2 separate regions of the Homo sapiens genome follow, and region 1 is linked to region 2. The links are chromatin contacts, found by Hi-C in ENCODE. All regions are on one chromosome and are shown on one strand. Each heading gives the region's core, a stretch centred on a gene start or an enhancer-like site at or near the end of the contact. The rest is flanking DNA. Distances are from core to core; before and after follow the strand shown.

Region 1 (7,740 bases), core at 3,677-6,176, 3.5 Mb before region 2:
TTTTAATCACATATACACATAGTATTATCTAAGCTCAGAAAATAACTTCTTCCTGTATGCACAGAACTTCAATGTACACTCAGTAAATGTTAGCATTTGAAGAAAATGTGCCATGAGGAGAATGTCTGAGGGATAATGGCAGGAAAAAGATATATCCATTATAAAAGAGGACAGAAAGGCATAGCAAGGATGGGGATGTGCAGGAAAGGGAGGGGAGAGGGAAGAAAGTAAACTGACCATAAAAGAAACCAATTCAAATGGAAAACAGCGACTAACCTTGACACAGGAATGAATCATGAAGGCTGGATGGGTAGACTGGGAGGGGTGAAAAGAATGTATATTCTTTGTTTTAAGCTATATATAAAATTGTCAGATTTAGCCAAAGCCTAGTTGGAATGGGAGTTGGCTAAATTACATGAAATGTAACACAGACATTGCCAAAACTACTTCACAGGGTTGTTCTGAACAACGAGACACAAATTGTGAAGATGTTCCCCAAATTGCAAAATGCTACACTAATGTAAGACAGATAGTTTACACAATATTCCAGTTCAATCTTTCCTTTCAACTCTGGGAAATTACAAGTGCAAACAATGAGATCTACAGAGCACAGAAAGAAAAAAACCTCCACTGCTCCATTATCAGATTTTCAGGGAACAGCAGGCTTCACAGTCACAGAGAAGCCTGACTTTCAAAACAGAGCAAAGATGGTGACAAACTGATCGAATGGAGAGATACGCTCTTATGCATGTGGGCAATGTCCCCACTCCTGGTATTACCCACAGCAATTCTTAGAGGGAAAATTATTCAGTAGAGGGAAAATTATTCAGTAGAGGGAAGAGGGAGTAAACAGATTCCCTTGCCTACTTCACCCTAAACTTCATAAACCTCTTTTATCTGCACATGAATAAGATTAAACTACTCCAATTATTGTCTTATAAAAGGAAGGACTGAGAGGATAAAAATGGTACAAATTCACCAACATATGCCAAAACACAGAGTATCTTTCCTTAACATAAGAAACAGGAAGAGAAGAAAATTTAACAGTGTGTCAGGTATGTGTGTGCATTGTTATAATCAGTTAAAAGCTAGAAAACTGAAGCTTAATAACTAATTTATTCAAGGCCACTTATCCAACACCACAGAGCCAAAATTTAGCCCTGGGTCTGTTTCATGTCAAAGTCCTGGCTGGCAATTTCCACAAAACTGCCTTCCATCATCAAAAGAAGTTAGGAAGATAAACAGTGAGAACAGCCAACACATTTTTTTGCTATCTATTTTTTCTTGTTAGTTCTATGACTATTTAAGAAAATATTTTGGCATTGAATAATATTTCTATTACATAGCATTTCCTCCTTTGCTAATGCTTAGTAACTCTACAAAGATGACTCATCATATCAGAAGCATCATGAATTAATGCATTTATCTGCAGCAGCTGCTAATACCACAAAAAGAGAGAAAACCACAGATTATGCGCCACCTACTAAATGAACACAACATAACCTATGAAACATTCATGCCAAAAGCCATGTTTCAATCTCATCAAGTCTCTAGACATAACTAGCAAATTAAAGAAACAGAGGATAGAGGAAAGCAAACATTACCATAGGGATGCAATTAGCAAAACTTAAATTGTGGCAAATGCTACATGTGAAACAACCTCATTTCATAAACAAAATCGCAAGGAAAAAAAGAAAGATGAAAGGGAAACATACGGATTAAGAAGACACTTAGGAGATTTACGGGATTCTACTAATTAAAAATAATAAAACAAGTAGCATTTATGAGGCAATTGGAAGTTTGAACCCTCACTGGATATTTACTGATATTAAAGAATTACTGTAAATATCACTTGCGATAATGGAATTATCATTTTTTTCCATATCATCCCATAGCTTTCAGAGATATATAAAGAATATTTATGGATAAAATGATCAGATGTCTGCTATTTGTTACAAAATAATACTAGAACATGGGGAGTGAGTGAGGCTAAGTTAAAAAAGATTGTTCATGGATTCATAATTGCTGAAATTGAGTGAAAAGTACATGGATGTTCATCATAGTATGATGTAACATTATGTATGTTTGCCAAAAAAAGAACATGTCAGGGCTGGGGGGGCAGTTAAAAAAAAACGCATGCCACATCACTGAAAAACGTCCTCATATTTTTCAAGGAAAGAAATGTATTATCAAGGAATCACAGAGCAGAAAGACCTTAAAAGCAATCTATTCAAACCACCTCAATTTATAAATAAGGAAATTAAGGCTCAGATAGGTTAACTGACTTGCTCAGGGTCACACAACTTGTCAGTTCCAAACTCAAGATCAGAATTTAAATCTCCAAACTTGTAGTCCAGGGCTGTGCTCTTTTTGCAAACCAAAAAGAAATGACTGCACTTAAATATTTAGTCCAGAATATCCTCAAAATTGACTGTAATAAAAGTAAGCCACATGATGAGGAATGAATAGAGTTGGTTCATACCAAAAATGAGCTGCCAGTCACAGTGATAAGATCTGTTTCTTTCTGAGAACCATGGTTTCCTGCTGCATTGGGGAATCCAAACTGGGTTTCTCCCTCCTGTCCAAAGAAGTCAGAGTCAGGATGTACGTTCCACTCCGCTTTGGTTGGTGTCAGTAGTTCTGAGACACTGTTTTCACAAAGGGTGCTCGAAGGAGTCAGAGCATCTGTGTCCACTGTTAGCTTACTGCTGGGTGTCAAAGCCTGAGGCTCTGGACTGGAGTTTTTCATGGCCAAAGAGTCCAGAGATCCCAATGGCCCCACACTTACACTTGAGACCTCATCCATATTTAAGGAGCTCTGCTGAAAACCAGTGGCCGCCGTTCCAAAAAAGAGAGAGGTATCCAGACTTTGAGGAGGGTCGCTGGTGGCCATCAAGGACGGAGGGTCCACAGCCTGCCCTACGGAATTATTATTATTAGCAGGGAGGTGCCCTGCCAGAGTCGAGCTCACAGAAGCCACATCAATAGTCAAGATTCCAGAGTTCACCAATGCTGTGTCCAGCAATGCAGCAGAAGTACTGTCAGGTACATCAGAGAAGAGAGACACTATCTCTGCATCACTGAGATCATTCTGTCTCTGGCTGGTAAGTTCACTGCTGGGTGTGAGAGAATTTGCTGCTTCTAGCTGAGCTAAGAGATCCTGGCCCACCTTATGCCTTTTAACCATGTGCGTCTTCATGCTGTGCTTGGATGTGAAGAGTTTATTACAAGAGGAGATCGGGCAACGGCTTTTCCAAGTGTCCACATCCTGCAGGTGTTTCTTGGAGTGAATGTAGAGGCTACTGCGAGCAGAGAACCTGGCACAGCAGCCTGCCACAGGACACACGAAAGGCTTTGTGCCCAGGTGGGTTATGCTGTGGCCTTTCAGATGTTCCGCCCTCGTGAAAGATTTCCCACAGCCTTCCACAGGGCACATGAACCTCCGGTCATCGTCGTGCTTTCTTTTGTGCCTTAAGAGTTTGGACATGCTAGTGAAGTTCCAGCCACAGCCATCAAAGTCACAAAGGAAAGGTCTCTCGCCGGTGTGACTCCGCAGGTGAATTTTCAGCCTACAAGCCTTGTCATATTGTTTGCTGCAGCCAGGAAAAGAGCAGGAAAACAGTTCCTGTTCCCTGAAATGGGCGCGGTTATGGGAAAACAGAGCACTCACTGTGATAAATGTCTTCTTGCAGCCAGAAAACGCGCACTGGTAAGGCCTCTCCGGTTCGAAGTGGCTGCGCTGGTGGGCGCTGAGTTTGGCCTGCGTGGGGAAGCTCTCCTCGCACACCTCGCATTTGAATGAGTTCTCCTGCTCATGGCCCTTCATGTGCGCCTTGAGGTTGTACACTGTGGTGAAGCTCTTGCCACAGCCCTCTGCCGGGCAGCCAAAGGGCCGCAGTTTGTCGTGCGACTGCAGGTGCCTCTTGAGCTTGTAAGAGGTGGTGAAGGTCCAGCCGCAGCCACCCAGGGGGCATTTGAAGGGCCTCTGGCCCTGGCTGCTGCTGTGCGTCAGCAGGTGCACCTTCAGCTGGTGCTTCTTGGCGAAGGTTTGCCCGCACTGCGCCTCGGGGCACAAGTACAGCACCACGCCTGGGCCGGAGCCCAGCGGTCCGCGGGGGCCCAGGGCGGCGGCCGGGCCCTCCGCCTCCTCCTCAGGCGCCGGAGCTGGCGCGGGTTCGGCCGGCTCAGCTAGCAGGAGGTCTGGCGGCAGCTCTGGGCAGTCACCCGGGTGCGCGGCATGCGGGAACCCAGCTTGCGGGGCGATCAGACACCCGGGCTGCTGGGCAGGAGCGGCCCCTGGCTCCCAGGCGTGTGGTGGGGGCGTGGCCAGGGTGAGGACGCCGTTCTCAAAGCGCAACAGCAGGTCCTGGTTGTGGATAGTGACTGTGCCCGCGAAGGCCGCGGCGGGGCCGGGGGCGGAGATCGGGGCCGGAGTGGGAACCGCGGACAGGCAGCGGGGGCCTAGCGCAGTGGGCCCCGCGGGATTCGCGCCGCTCTCGCCCCCCTGGAGCCCCGGGCCCTCCTCGGCCTCCTCCCTCAACACAGGCCCTGCGGCCTGACCGGAGCCCGCGGTCTCCACGTCGCCACCCACCGGGTCAAGCAGCACCAGGAAGAAGTCGTCGCCGCCGCCGCCGCCGCCGCCGCTAGGTTGATCGGTCCTCGGCGCCAACAGGCTTGGGCCAGGGCCCCGTGATGCCGTGCTGGCCTCCTCGCGCCGCCGCCCGGGCCCGCCATCTTGGGGGCCCCGGAGCAGCAGGAGGCGGCGCGTGGGGACCTGGCCAGCCGGCGAGTCAGGGCCTCGGTGGACTCGGCCGCCACCCGCGGGGATACCGCCGCCGCCGCCGCCCTGTAGTGTCCCGCGAGCCGGGAGCAGCTTCGGGATTTCCATCTCTGCGTCCGAGAGGCTCGGCTGGAACCAGAGCCGAGGAGGAGGCGCGATCCCGCCCCCTGCCGCGGGCCTGAACACGTTCCTGAAAGGGGAAAAAAAAATGTGCAATGCGCAGAAACTGGCCCTATCAGATATTAAAACGTATTTAACGCCACAGTGATTTAAATATTCTGGTACTGGGTCTCTGGAACAGAATAGAAAGCCCAGAGGTAGAGCCTGGTATGCATAAATACGTTCTACAGTTAATATAAGTAAGTAATTAAGGGGGTCTTCTGAGGTAATGGGGAAATGACGACAGCTTGTTCAGTAATGCTGTGGAACACCTAGGTATCTATCCGCTGGAAGCAATTTTAATCCATGACTCATTGTATATACCCAAATAAACACACCCCAGCCCCTCCCAGTGTTAGATATGTTGCTTCGTACTTTCTGTGTGTTAAAATTTGCTGGCTGGCTGGCTGGCTGGACTGATGGATGAAAGACAATTCCTGAGAGAAAAAACTGTCTCTGTGTCAGCATTAAACCACCATAGCGCTGGCAGTTCTGCTGAAAATGTCCTTCCCCTTCCCACCTCCCCGCGGGACAACTTCCATATTCACAATTATCTTGAGCAAAGTCTTCGGTACAATTTGCCGCATAGTTCAAATTTTGTCTTGCTGATACAGACATTAGAATGAGTGAGAGATGCGGCCAAAACAGGTTAGCACTCTTCAGCCTAGAAATTCAAAGTCTGGAGGATGAAACAATTTACACTGAAATCTGGAAAAAACCCAACCTTCTCCTGGCTTCTCCCTATACAGTGCACAACCTAAACCAACTTTTGCCCTTCCACCATCGGTTGTACTGTGATAAATTTCATGTCTGCTCTCACAGCACAATGAGGGCATTCATTCCTCAGTTTACTCTGCCTTCTCCAGCACGTGGAGGTCTCTGGGCAGGAGTTTCAGTTAAATGTGTTTAGGTTAAATCCTGAGTCACTGCAATGGATTCTGCCAAGTAAAAGGCACAGACGATCTTGTCCAATCAACCTGGTGTACCTGTTCACATTTAAGTGTGGTGGCCCAGGCTTGCTGGGCCTGTGGTGCCTAATGATCTTATTAATGATGATGACAATCCTTCATTTTGTCCGTTACGACTGAGTTGGGAATTGACACAAATATAGGGTGAAATATCTGAGATAAGAAAGCTTAGAGTAATGACTAGATTGGTGGTGGTGGGGGAGCGGGGTGTAACCTGTTGTTTAAATACTCCCAGCTCTCTCGCCCTCTTTTAATGACAGTGGACACTTGGTCTCTTGAAAATCAAGCTATTCATCCATAACTATTTGAACCTCATCAAAATGTCTACTCCACATACTTTTCTTTCTATTACTTTTTCTGGTGGAAGCATTTTTCAAATCTGAGGTATAGAAGAGTGCATAAAACATATTTGTATCGTTTAGATTATTTTACAAAAGCAGACACCTGTGTAACCAGGACCAAGGTCAAGCAATAGACCACTGCCAGCCTTCCAGAATACAGCCGCTGTACTCCTCCCAATCACAACCCACACTCTCCTATATGAATATAGTCATTGCCCTGACTTTGTAATAATCATTTCACTGCTTTCCTTTATAGCTTTATCACTTTTGTACGCATCCGTAAACAATAGAGTTGATACGAAGTTGTATAAATGGAATCATACGGCAAGTTTCCTTTTATAACTTGTTTCTTTCACTCTGTATTATACTTGAGACTCATCCATGTTGTTCATAATAGTTATAAGTAAGTAGATCCTTTGTCTCCATCGACTGTCGTTCCAGCATATGCTTATAGCAAAGTGATTATGGTATGATTATACCACTCCATTCTACAGCAGATGAACATTAGGATTGCTTCTATTTTTCAGCGATTATTATGAACATTCTTGCACATTTCTCATGGGACACATGTGTAAAAATCTCTCTAGGGTATATATCCAAGAATAGAATCACAGGGCCATAGGGTATGGATATCCTGAGCTTTACTAGATGATGCCAAATTGTTCTCTGTAGTGATTGGGCAAGCTGTCAATCCCACCAGCAGCACAGAGAGCCCCTACTGCTCCACATCTTCACCCACACCAAGTATTGCCAGAATTTAAATTTTGCCAGTCTACTGGTGGGCAATACCCAAATTACTAGTAAGCTTTAGCACATTTTCGTGTTTATGAGCCTTTTGGAGTGTCTACTCCGAAGAAGGCCTATTCAAATTTACCTCTTTTAACCCATGTTTCTATTCTATTGTTCATCTAGTACTTACTGACTTAATGAGCCTGTTAAATATTTTAAATACTAGTCCATACCTGTGGCCAAAATATTCCCTTGTTCTGTTTGTATTTCCCATTGCTTTGTGCTGTGTTTTGTGAACAGAAGATCTTAATTATAATATAGTCAAATTCATCATTCTTTTCCTGATGGTTAGTGTGTTTTTGTTTTAAGAAATCTGTTTTAAGAAATCTTTTCTGTTTTAAGAAACCCTGGGCCATGAAAGCGTTTTCTATATTTTCTTCCAAAATACGTATGCTATTGCCCTTCACAGTCAGGTCTTAATCCACCTGCAATTGATGTTTGTATATTGTGTTGAGTGGGGTTCCATTTATTTATTTATTTATTTATTTGTTTGAATATCCAGTTTTCTCAGTGAACCACTTATTGAAAAGTCTGCCTTTTGCCAACTGATTTACAGTGCCATAAATCAAGTATCTACCCATATGTGGGCTAGTTCCTATACTCGCTATTAAGTGCTCGGCCCTATTTGTTTGAAATATCACACTGTCTTAATTACTACAGATCCATAGTCAATTCTGATATTTGGATAAGGCAGTAAATTCTA
Region 2 (7,138 bases), core at 4,555-7,054:
ATATTTTATCTGAAACTTTTCATTTAATGTGTCTTTTGTGACAATCTTTAATTTTAATTTCTATTTCTAAGCCTTTGGATATTTGTTTTGCTGTGTTGCACCAGTTTTTAAAACCAGAGATTCTAAACTCTTTGAAAAATTATAATAATCCTCTCCATACACTTTACTGCAATGTCCATGGGTACTCGTTTATTTCATAATCATTTCCTTGCAAAGTTTACTGCCTGAGTGCCAGCAGTTCCTGTGCCAGTATGCAGGCCAAAGCGTTAATCTTTGTACAGGCCCTGGTGACAGGACAAGCTTGCCTCTCACAACAGGTCTCCTCACTGTTCCTGCACAGAGGCCCTCCTCTCTCCCAGATCTATAGCCACTGCTACCTGTGCTGCTGCTTTTGCTACTGCTGCCACTGTAGTCACTGGCTTGACGTCCCCTCTGGGCCCTGATGTCCCCCTCTGGTGTGTTTCTGCACACCAGGCGGCCTGTCAAACTGCTTGGTGGCATGCACATTGCCTGCAGTTTCCATAGGCTGTGGGTGCTGCCACTTAGCATATCCCTTCTGCTCATGTCCATGATCCATTGTCACAGTGGACTACACTTAGAAAAGACAAGCTCAAAGATAAAATTATCAATTTCAAGACAGCCACAGCATTACATTAAACCAAGCCTAAGGCCCCTTCTAGGAGCAGAGCTCGGTGAACAGGCACGCCCATGAAGCTGGCCCTGGAGGCGTGGGTTGGTGTTCTCCATTGCTTAGTTTGGCACCTGGGGCACCATCCTGCTAGTTTTTATTTCAAGTGTGTGCAAACCACATTTTGTTTCTGTGTTTCAAATTATGCAAAGAACCATTAATTGATTACCTTCCCATTACATTTATACACCAGTTGCTGTTAAATCCACACTAGTGGTATAAAGGAGTGGTTAAGAGCCTGGTCTCTGAGCCTGTATCACCAGGAACCCCTGCTAGGATACAAACTAGCTAAGTGACCTCCAGCAAGTGAATTAAAGTTTCTGTACTCAGCTTCATCATCCATACAATGCTAACAGTATTGATATCTACTTCATATGGTTGTTCTAAGGATTCAGTGACTTAATGCTTGTAGCGAGTTTGTAACAGTGCTTAGCACAGTAAGTTCTCAGATAATGTTATTTAGTATTATTTTGTCTTTTGTTTTTACTGTCCTTGTACTTTCAAGTCTGTTTCAGAGGACACCTGTTTTTCCTCATGTAAGTTTCCCCCCAATCCCCCCTTTTCCACTCATGTGTTTTATAGTTCACTGTAGCCCTCATCATTTTTTTTTTTTACCTCAATAGCTATAACATATATGTAGAGAAATGAATTGGAAAAGATCCTGCTGAGGTTCCCTCTAGAGAGGTAAGCAGGCATTGAAATGCCCTGTCACGGGGAAAGTTCAGCCTGGCTGTTTGAATGTTTATAATGGGAATGCATTTACATTACAATGGGATGGAACTGAATCTGTGTTATTAAAAATAAATGTTTACAACTGTTAAATGGAGGTGGGATGGGGGAGGTAGGCTTCCAGGGCAGCCTGGTGCTGTGGCAGCCAGGTCCCATCATGGGCTGCATCCTCTGAGACTGGACCAGTCCACACATTTCCAGGGCAGCAGCCAGCTGCCTCCCATCCTTAGCAGTGGCAAGACTTGCTTTGTCAGCAAATCTGACTGCCTCTGGTTCAGACCCCTGGCAGCTTTGCCTTTCCTAATATCCTTTGTCCACTCCCCACCTCTCAAGGACACTGGGGAGGAATTTTAGGAGTCGGGGTAGGAACCACTGTACCTAGGTCCAATGCTACCTCTTGTGAAGCCTTTCCTCACACACCCACTGAATGTGTTTGAATTAACTGTGACTGCCTCTTTGTTCCCACACCACACAGGTTGCTCAAACCTCTATGTAGCACTTAGGGTTTGACCTTTTCCAGCCTCCTTGTTTTGTTAATTTATTAGATCGTCTATTCCCTAAGGGTACACACAGGGTCTCTAATTCAGGCTTGGAGACCCTGACCCCCACCTGTAGCCCACCCAGTCCTCTTGCCCCCATCTTAGGGCTTTAGCACTTTTTTTTTTTTTTTTGAGATGGAGTCTTGCTCTGTCGCCCAGGCTGGAGTGCAGTGGCACAATCTCGGCTCACCGCAAGCTCTGCCTCCCGGGTTCACGCGATTCTCCTGCCTCAGCCTCCTGAGTAGCTGGGACTACAGGCACGTGCCACCACACCCAGCTAATTTTTTGTATTTTTAGTAGAGATGGGGTTTCACCATGTTGGCCAGGATGGTCTGGATCTCTTGACCTCGTGATCCACCCGCCTCGGCCTCCCAAAGTGCTGAGATTACAGGCGTGAGCCACCACACCCGGCCAACACTTTTGATTCCTTTTGCCTTTGTCCCTAGCTAGCTCTTTTTGTTATTCAGGTCTCAGCTCCTGTCACCTTCTCTGAGAACCCTTCCTTGACTACCTTATCTAAAATAGACTGCTTTCCTTTCAAATCATTCTCTATCTCATAACTGGTCTTACTTTCCTGATAGCACTCACCTCAATTGGAAATTCTCTGATTTGCCTCACTTTTTATCCGTCTCCCTTGCTGGAAATGAGTCACAGGAGGGCGGGGACTTGTCTGTTTTGTTTACCCCTAAATCCCCAGTGCCTAACAGTAGGTGTTCAAGAAAATATGTGAATGAAATTCACATATTAATGAAATTTTATTTGATCATTGACTGTTTCCGCCAGTAGACTGTCAGCTGCATGCAGGCCAGGGCCTTATCTGGGGTACCTCAACATCCTCAGCACCTAGCACAGTGCATGATGCATAGTAGATTAATAAAGAACTGTTGGGTGAGGGAATTAATGTTCCACACACACCTGAACTCAACATAGTCCAAATTAAATTTAGTCTCCTCCCCACCAAATCTGTTTTCTCTTCTGCGTAGCCCAGTTCATTCAGTGGCACCGTCATCTATGCTGACACTCAACCCAGAAGTGAACTCACACCCCTTTCACTCACTCATCTGCTATTATCAGTTTCCAAACACTGCCTAGTCAACCTCCAAAATATCCAAATTATCTCATCTTTTTCTACCCTTTCCCAAACTATCCTGGACCAATTTTTTCCCCCCAACACTAGTGAAACAGCCTCATTCCTCCTGACTCCTTGTGAAGCTAAGACATCTTAAACTGCAGGACCTGTCACTTTCCATAGGGTCACATGGTGATGTGTTTTATAAAGTTCACAAAATACATTTAAACAACAATTGGTTCAAAGTGCTGTCCCTTTCCACTGAGGGCCTGGCCATACTTTCCCTTGCATTAGGTGGTGTTGGAGCTGCCTGACATTTTTGAGATCCACCTAAGGGGAAGTTGATTTGGGGGATATATTTAGGTTGGGTTTCATGGGATATTTGTTATTTAAAAATTCATTTTATTTTTATTTTGTAGAGACAGGGTTTCACTATGTTGCCCAGCCTGGTCTTGAACTCCTGGGCTCAAGTGATCCTCCCATCCTGACCTCCCAAAGTGCTGGGATTACAGACATGCAATCTGCACCCGGCCCCATGGTACATTTACATGTGCCTTGTATCACTTCTCTTCGTAATTATTACCCAGGTGAAGGAATTGCTTGTAGAAATACTCTTACTGCCTACCTTTGAACCTAATTTTGTATTCATAAGTCATTTTTTTTTTTTTTGAGATGGAGTCTCGCTCTGTCACCCAGGCTGGACTGCAATGACACAGTCTCGGATCACTGCAACCTCCGCCTCCCGTGTTCAAGCGATTCTCCTGCCTCAGCCTCCTGTGTACGTGGGACTGCAGGCATGTGCCACCACACACGGCTAATATTTTTATTTTTAGTAGATATGGCGTTTCACCATGTTGGCCAGGCTGGTCTCGAACTCCTGAACTTGTGATCCGCCCGCCTCGGCCTCCCAAAGTGCTAGGATTACAGACATGAGCCACCGCGCCCGGCTATTTTTTTCTTAAAGACGTCTCACCCTTCCTCCCCCAAACCATATAAGCTTCAGGTCCCATTAAACCTGGACCTTTCAGTGCAGTGGCTCAGGCCTGTAATCCCAGCGCTTTTAGAGGATCTGAAACCAGGAGTTTGAGACCAGCCTGAGCAATATAGCGAGGCCTGGGCTCTATAAAAAATAAAAAATAACCGAGTGTGGTGGTGTGCGCCTATAGTCTCAGTTACTCATGAGGCTCTGGCGGAAGGACCGCTTGAGTCCAGGAGTTCTAGGGTGCAGTGAGCTATGACCGCCCAGCCTGAGTTGACAGAGTGAGACCTTGTCTCTAAAACAACAAACATAAAAAAAAAAAAAAACCCTAAACCATCCTCTGGGTAAGTCACAAATATGAGACTAAGCTACCCCTGCTCAAAAACCTGTGTTTTCTTTTTGCTAACTGCATACAATCTAAACTCTTTTGCATTTCGCAATCTTTCATGTTGTGACCCTTTACTGTTTGACCTCCTACCTATCTCTCTTCTGTTTTCCTTGTTCCAACAATATTCAACTTCTAGTAAATATTTTTCTATGTGCCTCCATGCATTTGTACACGTTGATCCTTTTGAGTACAATGTTCTCGCTTGTTTATTTAAGTGAACTTAATCGTCCATGTCCCCCTGCCGTCTTTCTTACAGCAGCTGCAAGCAGCTTGTAAGGCTCTTTTGTAGCTTCATGTTGCATTTTGCAAAGGTCATTTTGCAGGTGGTATTTGTGTGCTTACTGTGCCTTCTATTCCAATTGTTTACTCGCAACTTTGTTTCCTGCACTGGCAGATGCCCTCCCACTCCAGAGGCCCTGTTTTCACCATTGCATCCCCAGGGCCTACCCCACCATCACTGGTTAGTAAATTGTGTGCACGCACACATTTCCTTTTTAAAGCAATGGGACCCTTTAAGAAAATGAAATAGTAAGATAACTCCTAGAGAATTTTCTAGAATGTTTGAGAAAACCTAGGCCATCTTGAAGCATATGTACGAAGCTCCACTAACTCAGCAAAGCTCCACTAACTCAGCCTTTCCTCTCATCCCCCCTCCTCTCCCCTCCCCTCAGGCTATAGTCAGAAAATTGTGGGACAGGTGCAAACAAATCCTTGAACTGTATTTGAACTGAAGTGAAACAGTAGGGTCAAAGAAGAGTTCAGAGGGAGTTGTGGAGTTGGCAGCAGCTTTACAGAGGAACTACACTGAGGGCCTGGGGACAGAACGCGGGTAGCACAGGGCACAAGGTTCAACGTCCCTGCTCCGGGACTCAAGTCACTTGGCTTCTCGAAGCCCCTGCCTTCATTTGGTGATAATCACAGAGCTTCCTTCACAGGGGGAAGAACCAACAACGCAGAGACCGTGGGAAAGAGCCCAGCCTATCGAAGGTGCTCAATGAACAGGAGCCGCGGTGAGTACTCCGCCTCTACCCCGGCTGAAGCCCGCCCCCGCCGCCACCTATTAATTTTGTAGTTTGGAGTCACCGAGTTCACCTCCTCTCATAGGAGGAGAAGGCTGGGGAGGAGGAGTGTGCGAGTCGGGGTAGCTGAACTCCCTGTTTGCCCGGAGGAGGGGGAAGGCTAGGAAGTTTCGGGCCCCACTCAAAATGGAGCCAAACGTCTGCCTCGCCTAAGATGGCGGCTTCTCCGCCTCTGGGCTCAAGGTCTTCAGCGGCGATTGGGCACCTTAAAGAGACGAGCGGGTCCAAAGGTGGCTGAGAACCGCCCTCCTTTCTCAAGGTGGCGCCCCGCCCCCCCGATGACGTCACCCGGGAGCCGGCGGCTCGCGGTTCCCCGCCTCCGCCGCGCTCACCTCGCGAGTCCAGCCCTCATAAGATGGCGGTCGCCTTGGTTGTCTGGGTAGCGCCGCCACTCTCAACATGGTAGCTGTTTATCCCGTATTTCTCCTCCCCTCTCCGCCTCAACTTCCTCATTGTTTTGAATAAACTTTATTGACTACTCCGAATTGCCTACCACCGCCACTGGGCTTCTCCCAGCGACTTTTCGGGCCGTGTGCCTCGGACGTGGCGGCCGGTTCATCTCTTTCCCCGTTGGTTTGCTCGCGAGTATCTCCTGCCGGCCCAGCGACGACGCCACTTGCCCGTTCGCCGGGCGGCCGCCAGACTAGGCCCAAGCCGCGGTCTCCAGTAGGCCCGAACGGCCGGGCCGAGGGGAATGTTGTGGAGGAGGCTGCTCTGAAGCACCGTTGAGCGGCTGGCGCCGCGCGACCCAGCGGGGGGCTCGAGGGGAAGGCGAGCGAGGTTCCCGGCGGTACGGGGACTATCCCAGAATTCGACGCGCGTCGCCGTAGGGGCCGGAACTACCGGACGAGCCTCCGCTGAGGCGCTTCGCAGTCCCGGAGCTAGCCCGGCTGCCGGCGTGTCGCTGGGGCTGAGCTCCGCGGGCGTGGAGTCCTTGCAGCCCAAAGCATGAGGAGGTCCCTGTAGGATTCTGGACTGAAGACGTTCTTGTCAGGTTTGGGGCGTGAGGAGGTTCCTGTCAGTTGGGGAAGCGTTAAGATTCCTGTAAGTTTTGGGGGCTGCGAGGCTATTACTGTCAGTTTTAGGATATACTGTGAGGTACCTGAACATTTGGGGAGACTAGGGAGCTCTCATCAGTTTGAGGGGGGGCTGCAAGGAAACGCTGCCAGTTTCCGAGCGATGCAAAAGAATCCTTGCTTAGTTTCGGGAGTGTGAGGAAATTCTAGTCAGTTTGAGGGGTTTTGAATAGATCCTTTTGAGTTTCAGGGATGCAGCCAGAACCCTGTCATCTTTAAAGTACAGAACGAGCTGGTCAGTTTAGAGATTTATATTTATTTCAGTTTTGGGGGTGATGAGACTCCTGACTGGTCGGGGAAGGAATGATATTGAGAGTGATGGAAAGGATTATTTAAACTCTCCGAACACGACCCCAGAACTGTGATTTGAGTTGGGCGCCTAGTCTTGTCTGTCTTGTTCGTGAAGGCTTTGAGTAACCTGAAGAGACTTTCAGGGATCCCTTATCTCTCTCTGGTTGGCCCTATTTCAGGTGGTGAGAGGAGGGTCTTGTCTTGAGATACCCCCAGCCTCATTTTTGACGCTGTGGTTTGCGTCATAATAGAGGGAGCCCTGTGAAACAGGGGTCAGCTAGGGGAGGGTTCAGTGAGAGA

The links. Hi-C counts contacts between places; a loop is a spot of excess contacts on that map. Pooled maps may share reads with other maps.
Region 1: a loop to region 2 is called in a map of gastrocnemius medialis, with 10 times the contacts of the local background. The contact joins the promoter of ZXDB here to the promoter of PHF8 in region 2. A Hi-C loop is called at or near these places in 2 of 168 maps with a recorded cell type or tissue (gastrocnemius medialis and lower leg skin) and 8 of 50 pooled maps.

Annotation. Positions count from the first base shown.
Region 1 is chrX:57,589,197-57,596,936 of GRCh38, reverse strand. It overlaps ZXDB (zinc finger X-linked duplicated B), which reads right to left and starts at 4,926. Exons shown (of 1, transcript NM_007157.4): 1 at 1-4,926. The coding sequence starts at 4,888. The coding sequence ends at 2,477. RefSeq lists silencers at 4,049-4,238, 4,299-4,588.
Region 2 is chrX:54,043,139-54,050,276 of GRCh38, reverse strand. It overlaps PHF8 (PHD finger protein 8), which reads left to right and starts at 5,804. Exons shown (of 22, transcript NM_015107.3): 1 at 5,804-6,515. RefSeq lists silencers at 1,587-1,881, 5,693-5,862 and enhancers at 5,213-5,672, 5,883-6,132.